Linked DNA regions of Homo sapiens: all the other regions are linked to region 1. A link is a contact called in ENCODE Hi-C or POLR2A ChIA-PET data. All regions are on one chromosome and are shown on one strand. The core of a region is the stretch at or near the end of the contact, and the rest is flanking DNA. Distances in the headings are between cores, read along the strand shown.

What was found. A loop is a pair of places that touch in the nucleus more often than their neighbours do. ChIA-PET counts read pairs that join two places held with the same protein, here RNA polymerase II (POLR2A). Pooled maps may share reads with other maps.
Region 2: a loop to region 1 is called in a map of CD8-positive, alpha-beta T cell, with 10 times the contacts of the local background. The contact joins the promoter of FKBP14 here to the promoter of CYCS in region 1. A Hi-C loop is called at or near these places in 1 of 168 maps with a recorded cell type or tissue (CD8-positive, alpha-beta T cell) and 13 of 50 pooled maps. POLR2A ChIA-PET finds 5 or more read pairs at or near these places in 1 of 52 experiments (T-cell).
Region 3: a pooled map shows a loop between it and region 1 (6-fold over the local background). The contact joins the enhancer-like site here to the promoter of CYCS in region 1. A Hi-C loop is called at or near these places in 2 of 37 single-sample maps with no recorded cell type and 3 of 50 pooled maps.

The regions. Positions count from the first base shown.
Region 1 is chr7:25,124,010-25,128,492 of GRCh38, reverse strand. It overlaps CYCS (cytochrome c, somatic), which reads left to right and starts at 3,233. Exons shown (of 3, transcript NM_018947.6): 1 at 3,233-3,293; 2 at 4,366-4,483. The coding sequence starts at 4,374. It also overlaps a transcript of SPMIP4 not described here. RefSeq lists enhancers at 2,823-3,072, 3,220-3,763, 3,764-4,308.
Region 2 is chr7:30,023,687-30,028,169 of GRCh38, reverse strand. FKBP14 (FKBP prolyl isomerase 14) reads left to right here and starts at 1,468. Exons shown (of 4, transcript NM_017946.4): 1 at 1,468-1,858. The coding sequence starts at 1,662. FKBP14-AS1 (FKBP14 antisense RNA 1) reads right to left here. Exons shown (of 3, transcript NR_187577.1): 3 at 929-2,783. RefSeq lists an enhancer at 1,063-1,212.
Region 3 is chr7:21,352,903-21,357,385 of GRCh38, reverse strand. No RefSeq gene overlaps it. Among named protein-coding and RNA genes, the nearest start is that of SP4, 73 kb to the left of the region's middle. RefSeq lists enhancers at 1,981-2,030, 4,095-4,304. Within about 2 kb of position 1,890, at least 5 of the 41 ENCODE cell types and tissues checked have a DNase peak (open chromatin) inside an H3K27ac peak, as active enhancers do.

The DNA.
Region 1 (4,483 bases), core at 1,984-4,483:
ATGGGCTAGTGCAATGGTGGTCATGGGGAAGGACTTTGATGCTTGAGGAAAGAGGAGGGAAGAGTGAGAATAACTTTATCTTGTGGTTTGGGTGCCAGGTCAGCCACAGTGGAATAGAGTACCAGGTAGATTCCTAAGGTTCCCGACCCCAAGCCCTGGCTTCCAGACAGCATCTCTGGACCTACTTGAAGATGGAGAGAACTTGTTGCCCTGATAGGAAGGACACAAGGCTGGCTGAATTCACCAGCTTCTGAATGCAGGCCTTGAGGAAACATAAGCTACTGTAGCTAGACAGTGGTCACTGCAAGCCTTGGACCAGACCCAGTGCTATGTTGGCATCAGGTCTCTCCTAGCACAGTCACAGTGGAGGCAGCCACAAGGGTGCTTGTGTCACCTCTCCCCTAGCTCCAGACAGCTCAGTGCAGAGACTCCATTTGTTTGGGTGAAAGTAAGATAAGAGAACAGAGTCTCTGCCTGGTAATCCAGGTAATTCTCCTGGATCTTACCCAAGACCACAAATGTCATACCCCTACAAGTCTGCAAAAGCTATAGTTTTACTGAGCTTCGGATGGCCCCTAATGCAGATATAGCTGCAGTGACCAAAGACTTAGATCACAACACCCAAGTCCCTTCAAATACTTGGAAAGCCATCCCAAGAAGGGTGGATACAAAAAAATAAAAAGCCCAGACTGTGAAGACAATAATAAATACCTAACTCTTCAGTGCCCAGACACCAACAAAAATCCACAAGCATCAAGACCACCCTGGTAAACACGACCTCACCAAACAAACTAATGAAGGCACAAGTGACCAATTCCAGAGAGAAAGAGATATGTGACTTTTCAAACAGAGAATTCAAAATAGCTGTGTTGAGGAAGCTCAACAAAATTCAAGATAACACAGAGAAGAAATTCAGAATTCTACAAGATAAATTTAACAGAGATTAAAACAATTAAAAAGAATCTAGCAGAAATTCTGAAGCTGAAAAATCCAATTAACGTACTAAAAAATGCAGTCCCTTACAGGCAGAATTGATCAAACAGAAGGAAGAATTAGTGAGCTTGAAGATGGGCTATTTGAAAATACACACTCAGAAGAGACAAAAGAAAAAAGAATAAAAATGAATGAGGTACACCTATAAGATCTAGAAACTGGCTTCAAAGGGCAAATCTAAGAGTTACTGGCCATAAAGAGGAGCTAGAGAGAGAGATCAGGGTAGAAAGTTTATTCAGCGAGATAATGACAGAGAACTTCCCAAACCTAGAGAAAGATATCAATATTCAAGTACAAGAAGGTTATAAAACACCAAGCAGATTTAACCCAACGAAGACACCCCAAAACATTTAATAATCAAACTCCCAAAGATCCAGGATAAAGAAAGAATCCTAAAAGCAAGCAAGAGAAAAGAAACAAATAACATAAAAAGGAGTTCTAATAAGTCTGGCAGCAAACTTATCAGTGGAACTTTACAGGCCGGGAGGGAGTGGCATTACATATTTAAAGTGCTGAGGGAAAAAACTTTTATCCTAGAATAGTACATCCAGTGAAAATATCCTTCAGATGTGAGGGAGAAATAAAGACTTTCCCAGGCAAACAGAAGCTGAGGGATTTCATCAACACCAGACCTGTCCTACAAGAAATGCTAAAGGGAGTTCCTCAGTCTGAAAGAAAAGGACATTCGTAAGCAATAAGAAACCACCTGAAGGTACAAAACTCACTACTAATAGTAAGTACACAGAAAAACACACAATATTATAATACTGTAATTGTGTGTAAACTGTTCATATCTTGAGTAGAAAGACTTAGAGATTAACCTAACTTATCAAAAATAATAGCTATAACAACTTTTCAAGACATAGTATAATAATATATAAATAGAAACAAGAAAAAGTTTTAAAAGTGGGGAGAGTGAAGTTAAAGTGCAGAGTTTTTCTTAGTTTTCTCTTTGATTTTTGTTTATGCAATCAATGTTATGTTGTCATCAGTTTAAAACAATGGGTTATAAAATATTATTTGCCCTGGGCGTGGTGGCTCACACCTGTAATCCCAGCACTTTGGGAGGCCGATGCGGGTGAATCACCTGAGGTCAGGAGTTCGAGACCAGCCTGACCAAATAGTGAAACCCCATCTCTACTAAAAATACAAAAATTAGCTGGGCGTGGTGGTTTGCTCCCGTAGTCCCAGCTACTTGGGGGGCTGAGACATTAAATGGCGCCACTGAAGAAGAATGAATAAGGTCTAGTAATACAACAGGGTGACTACACTCAACAATAATTTATTGTACATTAAACAAACTAAAAGTATAATTGGATTGCTTGTAACAGAAAAAAAGGATAAATGCTTGAGGTGATGGATAGACCGTTTACCCTGATGTGATTATTATACATTGTATGCCTGTATCAAAATATCTCATGTACCTCTTAAGTATATATATATATTTACCTACTTCGTACTCATAAAAATTTTAAAAGGTACATAAATGTTATCATTGCATCCTCTTAATTTTATTTTTCAGTTCCAGAGGGATAATCCTGTCTCTGCCGCAAATGCAGCACCTTCCTCAGTCTTGGGGCGTCCATCAAGCGGAGAGCTGGAATGTGACTGAAAGTAACAGAGTATAGGTGGAACTAGAACAAGGTCACGAGCTGGTGCCCAACTCGTGTAACTCCTGGTTCCAGGCTGTCCCTCTAGGATGCTGTTGGCGCCAGCCGTGGTAGTAGGACAGAGTCTGGGTAAAGGTCGCCTGCTGACAAGATGGTAGCTAGGAGACCTCTAGGTGCGCCAAAATTAGGGCGTCTTTTCCTGGACCGGCAAAACGCCCTGCTCAAAGCTCATTACATCACCACGCCCAAGAACTGATACTTTAGCAGGGCAACGCACCAACCAAGCGACTCCGCCCCACCCTCCCCGCTCCTCCAGCACACGCAAGCGCACAGAGGCCCGCGAGTGACGTCACCTCTCCCGACACCACCTCGTTGTCGTACGACCAAAGGCCTGTCGTAACGGCCGGGAAAAGCCTCGAGAAGAAGGGCACGCACGCCGTACACCCTAACATGCTCGCCAGCATGCGCGCGCAGGTCCTTGGCGCAGGCATTGGGACTGGAGCCAATGAGGTGCGGCGACGTTACTGCGTAGCCGCCAGCTCGGCCGCACGTCAGGGCGCGGGAGCGCGGAGCGAGTTTGGTTGCACTTACACCGGTACTTAAGCGCGGACCGGCGTGTCCTTGGACTTAGAGAGTGGGGACGTCCGGCTTCGGAGCGGGAGTGTTCGTTGTGCCAGCGACTAAAAAGAGGTGAGAGCGGGTCGCGGAGGCCGCACCTGGTTAGAGGCAGAGCTGTGGGAGGCGCGCACTTGCGAGCGACCGAAACCCAAGCGGGGAGCATTCGAGTGGAGCCCGCGCTGGGTGGGAGGGCGGGGAGTGAAGACCCTGGACTGTGGTCAGACCGAGCTGGGCGAGTAACGGCTTGAGGTGCGGCGGAGCCCTAACTAGGGACAGGTATGGTCTCGGTCAGGGACTGGAGGCGGCTTGGATACAGATCCGAGGAGGAGGCGGCCTCTTCCGTAGTGGTTGCTGAAGGGCTATGGAAATGATAGGCAAGACTTCCCTCCTGGAAAGCCGAAGCTTAGAGCTTCACGTTCTTCTTCAGAGGGCAAAAGCTGTTGCTCTTCTAATAAGGGGCCAGTTCTTTTCGTGGGCACATGTTTCTTCCGTCAGTCGTTCTGACATCCTAGAAGGAGTTTCATCAATCACCTTGAAACCGACCTGGACGGGTGACCTCGTGGTCGCCCCAGGAGATCACAGGTAGGGGAGTTGGGATGTCCCCGGGGGACCGTGCAGCCTGCCCCTGAGCTCCCATTCACAAGTTCGAGTGTCAAGCTACTCCTGTGACCTGGGCAGATAGAAACAGCCAGGACCGCTTTTTAAACATTTGTGTGCTTTGCGTTATCCTCAGGGAGAGGTGGCTTTACATTGTAGTAAGATTAAATGGTTAGGTCTTTTTAAAAGTTGCGGTTGTGGTGATTTTGGCTTAATGTGTTCGCCCTTGAGCTTCAGATCTGTGACTTCGTGACCATGATTGTCTCTTCTGAAACTGGAGTTTGAATTAGGTTCCCTCTTTGCTTGGGCTTTAACGTTCCTTCACGTATACACACAAAAATACGTTTTTGAGGAGGTACTCCTAAAAATGTTTTTGGTATTAAAGAATATTTGGTATAAAGAGTATTAAAGCAAAACAAGATTCATTCTGGTATTTAATGACATAAATTAGCAATGGATTGGTAATTAAGTGGCTAGAGTGGTCATTCATTTACACTGTATTTGTTACCTGAGGAAAAATTTACTAAGTTGAAGCTTTCGTTTTTAGAATTAAATATGGGTGATGTTGAGAAAGGCAAGAAGATTTTTATTATGAAGTGTTCCCAGTGCCACACCGTTGAAAAGGGAGGCAAGCACAAGACTGGGCCAAATCTCCATGGTCTCTT
Region 2 (4,483 bases), core at 219-2,718, 4.9 Mb before region 1:
GAGGGTCTACGTGACCTCTCACGATACCTCCTGAGTTCTAGTCCCTATTCTTGTTCCAAAGCTGCCTAATTGATCTCACACACTTGAGGTAACCAATAACAGGGCGTAAAGAGATTATTGGAATTTCAGGGTAGAATACTATGAGGCCAGTGTAAACAGATGTTGTCCAGACTCTAAGGTCTCACTATGGAAGTGTTGATCTACTGACCCGGAGCACTGACATCACCTAAGAGCTTGTTAGAAATGCAGAATCTTGCACCCACCCCAGACCTCCAGATCAAAATCTGCATTTTAAACAAGATCTTCAGGGGGATTCCTATGCACATAGAGTGCGGATATGCACTGTGTTAAGGTTATTAGACCAGAAAAAATGTTAACTACAGATTAAGTGGAAAGAGGAGGTGAGAAAAGACTACAATACGATTTAAATCGCTTTAAGTATATGTCACAGAAGCATGCACCAAAATATTAAGAGGATTGTTTGCGGCTGGTGGTGGTATCGGCGAGCTTTCTTTTTCTTTAAAGTTGCCTGATTTAGTAAATAAAAATGCAAAACCATTATTCGTTATGTATCTGAAATTCCAACTTGATTCGACTCCCCAATATTATCTGGAAATCTTACTTTAGTGCTTTCCAATTTCTTCCAAAATGACTTCAATGAACATGCATTACTTTTGAACTTAGGCAAAAAATGTAAAACTAGAAAATGTAAACTACGATGAGGCTGTGTAATTCGTAACCATGATTACCATTTCTTCTTTAAAGCGGAAGTCTGCAAGTCGAAACTCATTATTTACCCTGTAAGGTAACTTAAGGGATAAATTATTAGCAGCCATAACATGACGTGGTGCTGTGGAATGAATCAGACCTGGTTTGAAGGCAGAGCTCATTTGCTTCGGGGCCAAACAACCTTAAGCAGGACAGTTAATATCTCCTGGTGTAAATTTACTTCTCTTTTAAATGGGAAAAAAGAACCTGCCTTACTGGGTGTAGTGAGGTTCATGCAACGGGAACGCGCTTTGTGAACCCTCAAGCAGTATGTCAGTCTTTACAGTTTATAAGCAATAGCAAAATCCTAGGATTGTGGCATCTTGGGGGGCCGCTCTCCAACGGCGAGAGTAAACGAGTCTTTCCTGGAACCCCGAAGATTTCATAGGGCCCCGGGACTCTTCCTACGTCTCTCAGCAGGGTTCTTCACAGAGATAAATCAGCCGGAGGAGTTTCCGGTTGGCTCTGCGCCCCGCCCCTCTCCCAAAATCCACGCTGGTTGAATGCTGAAATCCACCGGGCTCTAGGACCACAAGGGATGATCCGCCGCTTGGCAGCTGCCCGGCTCTACCGGGCTGTAAATTCCATCGTTGCAGCGTCATTGGCTTGAGAGCTGCCTGAAGGACAGCACCAATAGCCAATGGGAGGCTGCTATTCCCAGGCGGCCGCGTTATAAGAGCCAGTCAGGCCGGCATTTGGGCTTAACTCTTTAAAGGTAGGTTCGTGACCCTTGAGAAAAGAGTTGGTGGTAAATGTGCCACGTCTTCTAAGAAGGGGGAGTCCTGAACTTGTCTGAAGCCCTTGTCCGTAAGCCTTGAACTACGTTCTTAAATCTATGAAGTCGAGGGACCTTTCGCTGCTTTTGTAGGGACTTCTTTCCTTGCTTCAGCAACATGAGGCTTTTCTTGTGGAACGCGGTCTTGACTCTGTTCGTCACTTCTTTGATTGGGGCTTTGATCCCTGAACCAGAAGTGAAAATTGAAGTTCTCCAGAAGCCATTCATCTGCCATCGCAAGACCAAAGGAGGGGATTTGATGTTGGTCCACTATGAAGGCTACTTAGAAAAGGACGGCTCCTTATTTCACTCCACGTAAGTAATTATGCCCCGCAGGTAAAATAGTAATTAAGAATCCACTCACTTATGCCAGCTCTCCAGCAGGAAAGGTGGCCTGTACCTGGTTTTGCCTCTTTTACAAAACCGAAATATCTTATTTCCTTCTTTGGGAAAGGAAATTGTTTAAAGCCAGTTTTATATAGCGAGCGAGGCCTTTGAAGGTCTTGTTGGAAACATGTGGTCTGGAAAAGGCTGTTAATTTTTTTTATTATACAAATTAGAACTAGAATCTTTGAAATATTGCAGAAATATATCTGGGTGTATAATTGGCCAATAAGTAGAAAAAGCCCAAAAGAATTCTCATATCTCAAACTCCATTTCTTAAAGAAAATGACTTGATTCCATTTTTAATGTGGTGTAGGTGATGTTCACCTAAAACTTTTCACAGCGACTTCAAAAGCAAACTACACTATCACTTATTTGCCTGTTGAAGGATATACTAATGCCGTTTCACTGACCTACTTCTTTTGTTCTGACGAATGGTATTTTGGTCAAGGCACAGGACCATGATTTCAGTCATTTGCTTCTTTCTAGAGAGTCAGACTTCATTGATGAGGTGGGTGTGGTTTTGGAAGTCTAGGTGAAGGATTTTCAGGTGGTTACACTATCATTTCTGTTCTATAAACGAAGAAATTGGAACATGGAAATGGTTTACAGCCTAATGATTTTCAATTAGGCATCGGTTCCATTCATTCCATTATGACAGTATTTAGTGAGCATTTCCTTGATGTTAAGCCATGTTCTGGGTGCTAGGAAGATTCAGAAATTTTGGCTTCTAATCATCTTCATCTATTCATTAGTCTGTCCATCTATCAAACTCTTATTGAATGGTCACAAGTCAGGTCCTGGAGACGCAAAGATGGCTAGAAGCAGGTTCTTGTCCTCTAACAGTATACACCATCTACAGGTGGGAGAAAGACAAGTAAATAATGCAATGATATAGGGTACAGAATATTCAAAGTGCTAGCAAAGCGTAACTGGGCCTGAAGTAGTTAGGCTCCATGGGGTGGGGAAAGGGAAAGACTTCCCAGAGACCATAATTGAAATGAACCTTGGAAGATGGGTGGAGGTTTCCAGGGGGAAAGTAGGGAAGGATGTTGTAGGTAGAGGGAATAACATGAATTAAAACAGTAAATCTTCATAGCCCATCCTCCACCTGATTTTCTAATAAACTGCCTTTACTGGGCATTCAGACCTGGTCTGTCTTGAGGGTTGGGGAAATGAATGGGGCTCTTCTCTAAACTGTTAGCCCTGGGAAAAAGTTCCAGAAAAATGGCTTGCCTTAGAATTCTCAACAGCCCTTTCTTCTTGTCAACTAGGTGAGTGCCACGGTGGATATTAAATGATGTGATTTGCATTTTGAAAATTCAGTTATATTGTTATTTTTAGTCTGATCTCTTTTAGACTCAGCCTGACTTCTTTCAGATTTCTGAACCAAAAACCTGTGCTGACTTTGGTGGTAGCCATGGAATATTATTTAGCAGTTTGCTACTAAGTTCTAATACCTGATGAGGGGACTGTTATCATGCAGCCTCCATGTAAATGGTCAGAAGCTGCTAACTGTAAACTTCATGAAGAAATACCATCAAATTGGCTGGGCGTGGTGGCTCACGCCTGTAATCCCAGCACTTTGGGAGGCCGAGGCAGGCAGATCGCGAGGTCAGGAGTTTGAGACCATCCTGGCCAACATGGTGAAACCCCGTCTCTACTAAAAATACAAAAGTTATCTGGGCGTGGTGGGCACCTGTAATCCCAGCTACTCAGGAGGCTGAGGCAGGAGAATCGCTTGAACCCAGGAGGCGGAGGCTGCAGTGAGCCAAGATTGCGCCGCTGCACTCCAGCCTGGGCAACAGAGCGAGACTCCGCTCTGAAGAAAAAGAAATACCATCAAATGATCAGTTTGTAAGCACGTTTGCCATCTCTAGAACCATAGCCTATGGGATAAATTGCTTAGCCCTAAGAAGAACTGTGCTAAAATTGTAGTCAGTGATGAGTAGTAGAATGTTTCCTGCTTCTTTTTTCATTTCTAGCCTTCCCAAATTTTCTACAGTTGGCATTTTGTTACTTTGATCATTGGGCAAAATTACAGGAAAAAATGGCATTACCCAGATTTAGTAACCATGGTACTCATGAAGCGTAGTACAGTGACTTCTTTTTCTCACCTACAAGATATCCTTGAATAGAATATTTTCCTTATTGCACTGAAAGGGAGCTAGGTAGGGATCAGGCATTACTCAGCCCTTAAGCCTCCCTGTATGTAGTTCGGCAGGTTGGTTTTCCTAGGCTAGACTCTCTTCAACTCATGAGCCAGGACATTCTATTTCCCTCGTCCCCAGTTGATAGGGTTCCGCTATGGCCCCACCCAATTCTCATCTTAAATTGTAGCTACCATAATCCCCACATGTTGTGGAAGGGACCTGGTGGGAGGTAATCGAATCATGAGGGCAGGTTTTTCCCATGCTGTTCTCCTTGTGATAGTAAATAAGTCTCACGAGATCTGATGGTTTTATAAAAGGCAGCTCCTCTGCACACTCATTCTTGCCTGCTACCATGTAAGACGTGCCTTTGCTCCTCCTTTGCCTTCCGCCATGATTGTGAGAC
Region 3 (4,483 bases), core at 641-3,140, 3.8 Mb after region 1:
GTAGCTTCTGGTGGTTGCTGACAAGTCTTGTTCCTTAGCTTGCGTCACTCCTGTCTTTGCCTCTGTCATCACATGGCCTTCTTCCCTCCTTCTTTCCCTTCCTTCCCTCCTGTCTTCCTTCCCCAATGTTGTTGTACCTGGATCTCTGTCTCCTCTTCTATTAAGACACCAATCATGGGATTTAGGGCAACCTAATCCATGGTGACCTTGTCTTAACTAATTATACATGCAAAAACCCTATTTCCAAATAAGGTCCCATTTCTGAGGTTCCAAGCAGACTTGAATTTTGGGGGGACACTATTCAATTCAGTAAAGTTACCTAGTATAAAATGTGGCTCTGTAGAATGCCCCCTTAGCAGATAATATAGGCATGTTAAACACCATGATGGACACCTTATCAAAATTGCAAAAAAACCCAAAAAACAAAAAACAAACTTAATCTAACATGTTACAGAAAGAAGGAACAATAGCAAGAGTTAAGTTTGAAAGAGTTAGTACATTATTCTCTGGGTTCCATATCTTTTTCTGCATCAGTCACAGGCACCAGTAAGTGACAGTTGGAAGATCCTTGCTTTGAACTCACACAAACCCAGCTCTATCTTATTTCTTTGTTCAAAAAGAGTTAAGCAGATGTGATTTCTCCCTTTGTTGAACTTGCAGTTTAGCAGGGAAGTCATATATAAAATATTAATTATGCAAATAACTATTTAAGTGGGCTTGTACTAGATACTTTAAAGAAGAATACAGATGCATATGAGAGAAGACCTAACCCGGCCCACCTATAGAAGTACACCTAAGCCAAAACTTTGAGAGAGGTTTGCCATGTATAGGCAGGGCAGAGTGGCTCATGCCTGTAATCCCAGCACTTTGGGAGGCCGAGGCTGGCAGATCATTTGAGGTCAGGAGTTTGAGACAAACTTGGTCAACATAGTGAAATCCCATCTCTACTAAAAATACAAAAGTTAGCTGGGCATGACGGCAGGCACCTGTAATCCCAGCTACTCAGGAGGCCAAGGCAGAAGAATCACTTGAACCTAGGAGGCGGAGGTTGCAGTGAGCCGAAATTGCATCACTGCCTCACTGCACTCCAGCCTGGGTGACAGAGCGAGACTCCATCTCCAAAAAAAAAAAAAAAAAAGAGAGAGAGACTGAGGTTTGCCATGTATGTTTGTGCAGGTTGGGCACTGCACAACTCCAAGGGCATTTTTACATTGTGGTCTACGTGAATGGTGCTCCTGGGACTCTTGCAGCACACAATCTATAAAGCTGAATATGGTAGCCTTGCTTACTAATGGGTAGGAATTAGATACAGAATGTTAAGCAGATGTGTGTGTGTGTAGATGATGGTGGTGGTGGTGACAGGTTGAGAAAGTAGATAGGCATTCCAAGTAGAGGGAACAGCATATTACAAGACCCTCAGGTGGGAAGGTACTTTCTTTTCTTTGTTACCTGACATGCGGGCAATTATTCAGACTTTCACAACCCCAAATGTTTTATTGGTAAAACTGGGGAAAACAAGTTTCATGGCTACTTAACTTGCATTGTCATTGTGAAGCATTGAAGCTATGTAAGGAAGCACAGTGCTCAGCATAGTGCTCAGTCTCTGTGTTTCCTTCTTTCTATTTCCTAGAAGCAAGGTGAATTTGGGGTCACCAACGTGACACTTAATAAATAGCAGGTACTTGATTCACACCTCTATCATTAACACTCAAAAGTTCTAGGACTATTAGTGATTGCTAAATAAGGTTTGCTTTCCAGGCAGCTAGTGCAAGAAAGGAAGGCAGGTTTGGACAAAATTATCAAGTTACCTTAGCTGTGTGGTGACCAAAAAGGGAACTGAAATTATGACATTGTCCCTCCCACCGCACAGTCCACACCCTTCTCACCCACACCCATCTGATCTTATCTCCTGCCCAATCTGACATTTTGCTCTTTCAGGAAGCAAGTTATGCTGTTCTTTTCTTATGCCTCCAGTCTATTTTTTCAACACTTTAATTTTATGTTATTGTGGTAAAATATACAGAACATGAAGTTCACCATGTAAATCATTTTTAAGTATACGATTCAGTACTTTTAAGTATGTTCACAATGCTGTGTGACTGTCACCACTATCCATTTCCAGAACACGTTCATTATCCCAAACAGAACTCTATAACTATCAAACAACAACTTCATTCTTCTTCCCGCCAATGCCTGGAAACCTCTATTCTGTTTTCTGTCTCTGTGAATTTGCCTATTCTAGATACTGCAAATAAGTGGGATCATAGGTTTATTTCACTTAGCATAATGTCCTCAAGGTTCATCCATGTTGTAGCATGTCAGAATTTTCTTCCTTTTTATGGCTGAATAGTATTCCATTGTATGTATGTGTGACATTTTGTTTACCGCACTTTCTTTTGTACAATTATCTTATTGCAGTGCTATTGTTTTTGTATGTATTGTGTGAGCACCTGATGGCAGATGTGTAGGCAGAAGTTCTAAAGCGGCCCCCAGTGAAGTCCCTCCCGAGTCCCTGGGACTTCAGAATGTGCTATCATGCTTGAGATTATGTTTTGTTACAGAGGGAGACCAGCCTGGATTAGCCTGGTGGGCCCAATGTAATAACATACATCTTTAAAAATGGAGTTTTCTCTGGCTGATGACAATAGAGGCAGTCAGGTTTGAAGCACGATAGTCATTTGGCACTATTACTGCTTAAAGATTGAGGAGCCATGGGAAAAGGAATGTGAGTGGCTTCAAAGAGCTGAGGCAGGTCCCAGATCTCAGATGGAAAGCACTTCAGTCCTGTAACTGTAGGGTACTCTGTCATAACCTGAATGGGTTTGGAAGTGGATTTCTCCTCAGAGCCTACACTTAAGTTCCCAGCCCGGCTGACACCTGAATACTGGCCATGGGTGACCCTGAGCAGAAATTCCTGCCACACCAGGTTGTTCTCTGGTATACTGAGTGGGGAGGTAATAAATGCGTGTTGGTTTAAGTTGCGAGATTTGTGGGTGATTTGTTACTCAACAACAGAAAAGGACGACAGCGAGGACCCCATCTTTTCATGTTTGTGTTTAGCCCACTGCCTGGAACTGACTAACTTCCCAACAAACACTAACCAAGTAATCGATTGAAGGAGGCAGGAAGAAGGGATGATGGGTGGAAGAGAAAAGGAAGAACAAATGAAGAAAGAATGGATGAGGCGGCAGGATGGCTTGAGACTAGCCTAGCCCTAGAGATAGGGAGACCCTGTCTCTACAAAAAATGAAAAAAAAAAAAAAAATTAGCCAGGTGTGGTGTCATATGCCTGTAGTTGCAGCTACTAGAGAGGCTGAGGTGGGAGGATCGCTTGAGCCCAGAAGCTCCAGGTTGCAGTGAGCTATGATTGCACCACAGCACACCAGCCTGGGTAACAGAGCAAGACCCGGTCTCTAAAAAACAAAACAAAACAAAACCAAACCAAACCAAAGAATGGAATATGGAGGAAGCAAAAGGGAAAAAGGTAGAGACCAGATGTAGGGGAGGGCATTCAAAAGGGCTGAAAGTGAATGAGGGAAATTTTTCCAAAGAAATCTAGAATATTCTTCACCTTCTTCAGAAATTCAGATGGTTAATGCTTTTAAAATTTTTAGTATTCCAATTATTCAATTGTGTAAAGTAAGTATTTGTTTAGTGTCCTGTCAGCACAGATTGTAACTTGAATGAACAGAAATCTTGAATGTGGTTTTATTTTGATTAAGAACAACACTTATCTTCGATGTCTTAGGCACCCGTATAGTCAAGAATAGCCTGCTGGTAAAAGTCCCTGAGGGCAGTTAGTCAAGGAGGATTGGACATTAATATCTTTGGATTTTGAAGGAACTTATTGGAAGTAATTTCAATAAGTTCAATAATTGAACTCGTATGCCTCATTCTACTCTAAGAAAAGAAAAATGAGTCGATCCTTTGCATGATCACTTATCTGGATTTTAAATAGATGCACAAGCTTCTGATACCTAAAGTGTCACTTGTATCCTCATGTAAATAGCAGGATAATTTCCTTGACAGAAAATAGCTTCCTCATCCATGCATTACTGTCCTCATGATTTCAGCATTAGAGATTCATTTCTTTAGATTAAACATTGATCTTGACCCTTGTGAAATGCAGCTATGTTACCAGAAGGAGTAAGCTGTAAGTTCATTAACCTTTAAACATTAATGAAACATATCAGATGATTTTTCTCTCCCTTGCACAAGAGCAGTGAGAATCTGGTCATATGGGGGAACACTAAAGAGGAACTAACATCAAAGTCAAATTTACTTTCTTAGAAATTCTGTGTAGCTCAAGCCCTGTCTGGAAAGCTTATAACTGAGTTCCAGTTTCGATTTCACTGGACTGATCTGCTGCATGCTCAAAGGTATATTCAAATGTCAAGGCAAGGACAGTTGCTATAGAGCTTAGTTCCTTCTTTCATTTGATTAGACACATAAAGGGGTCATGTTCATCAACATGTTTATTTTT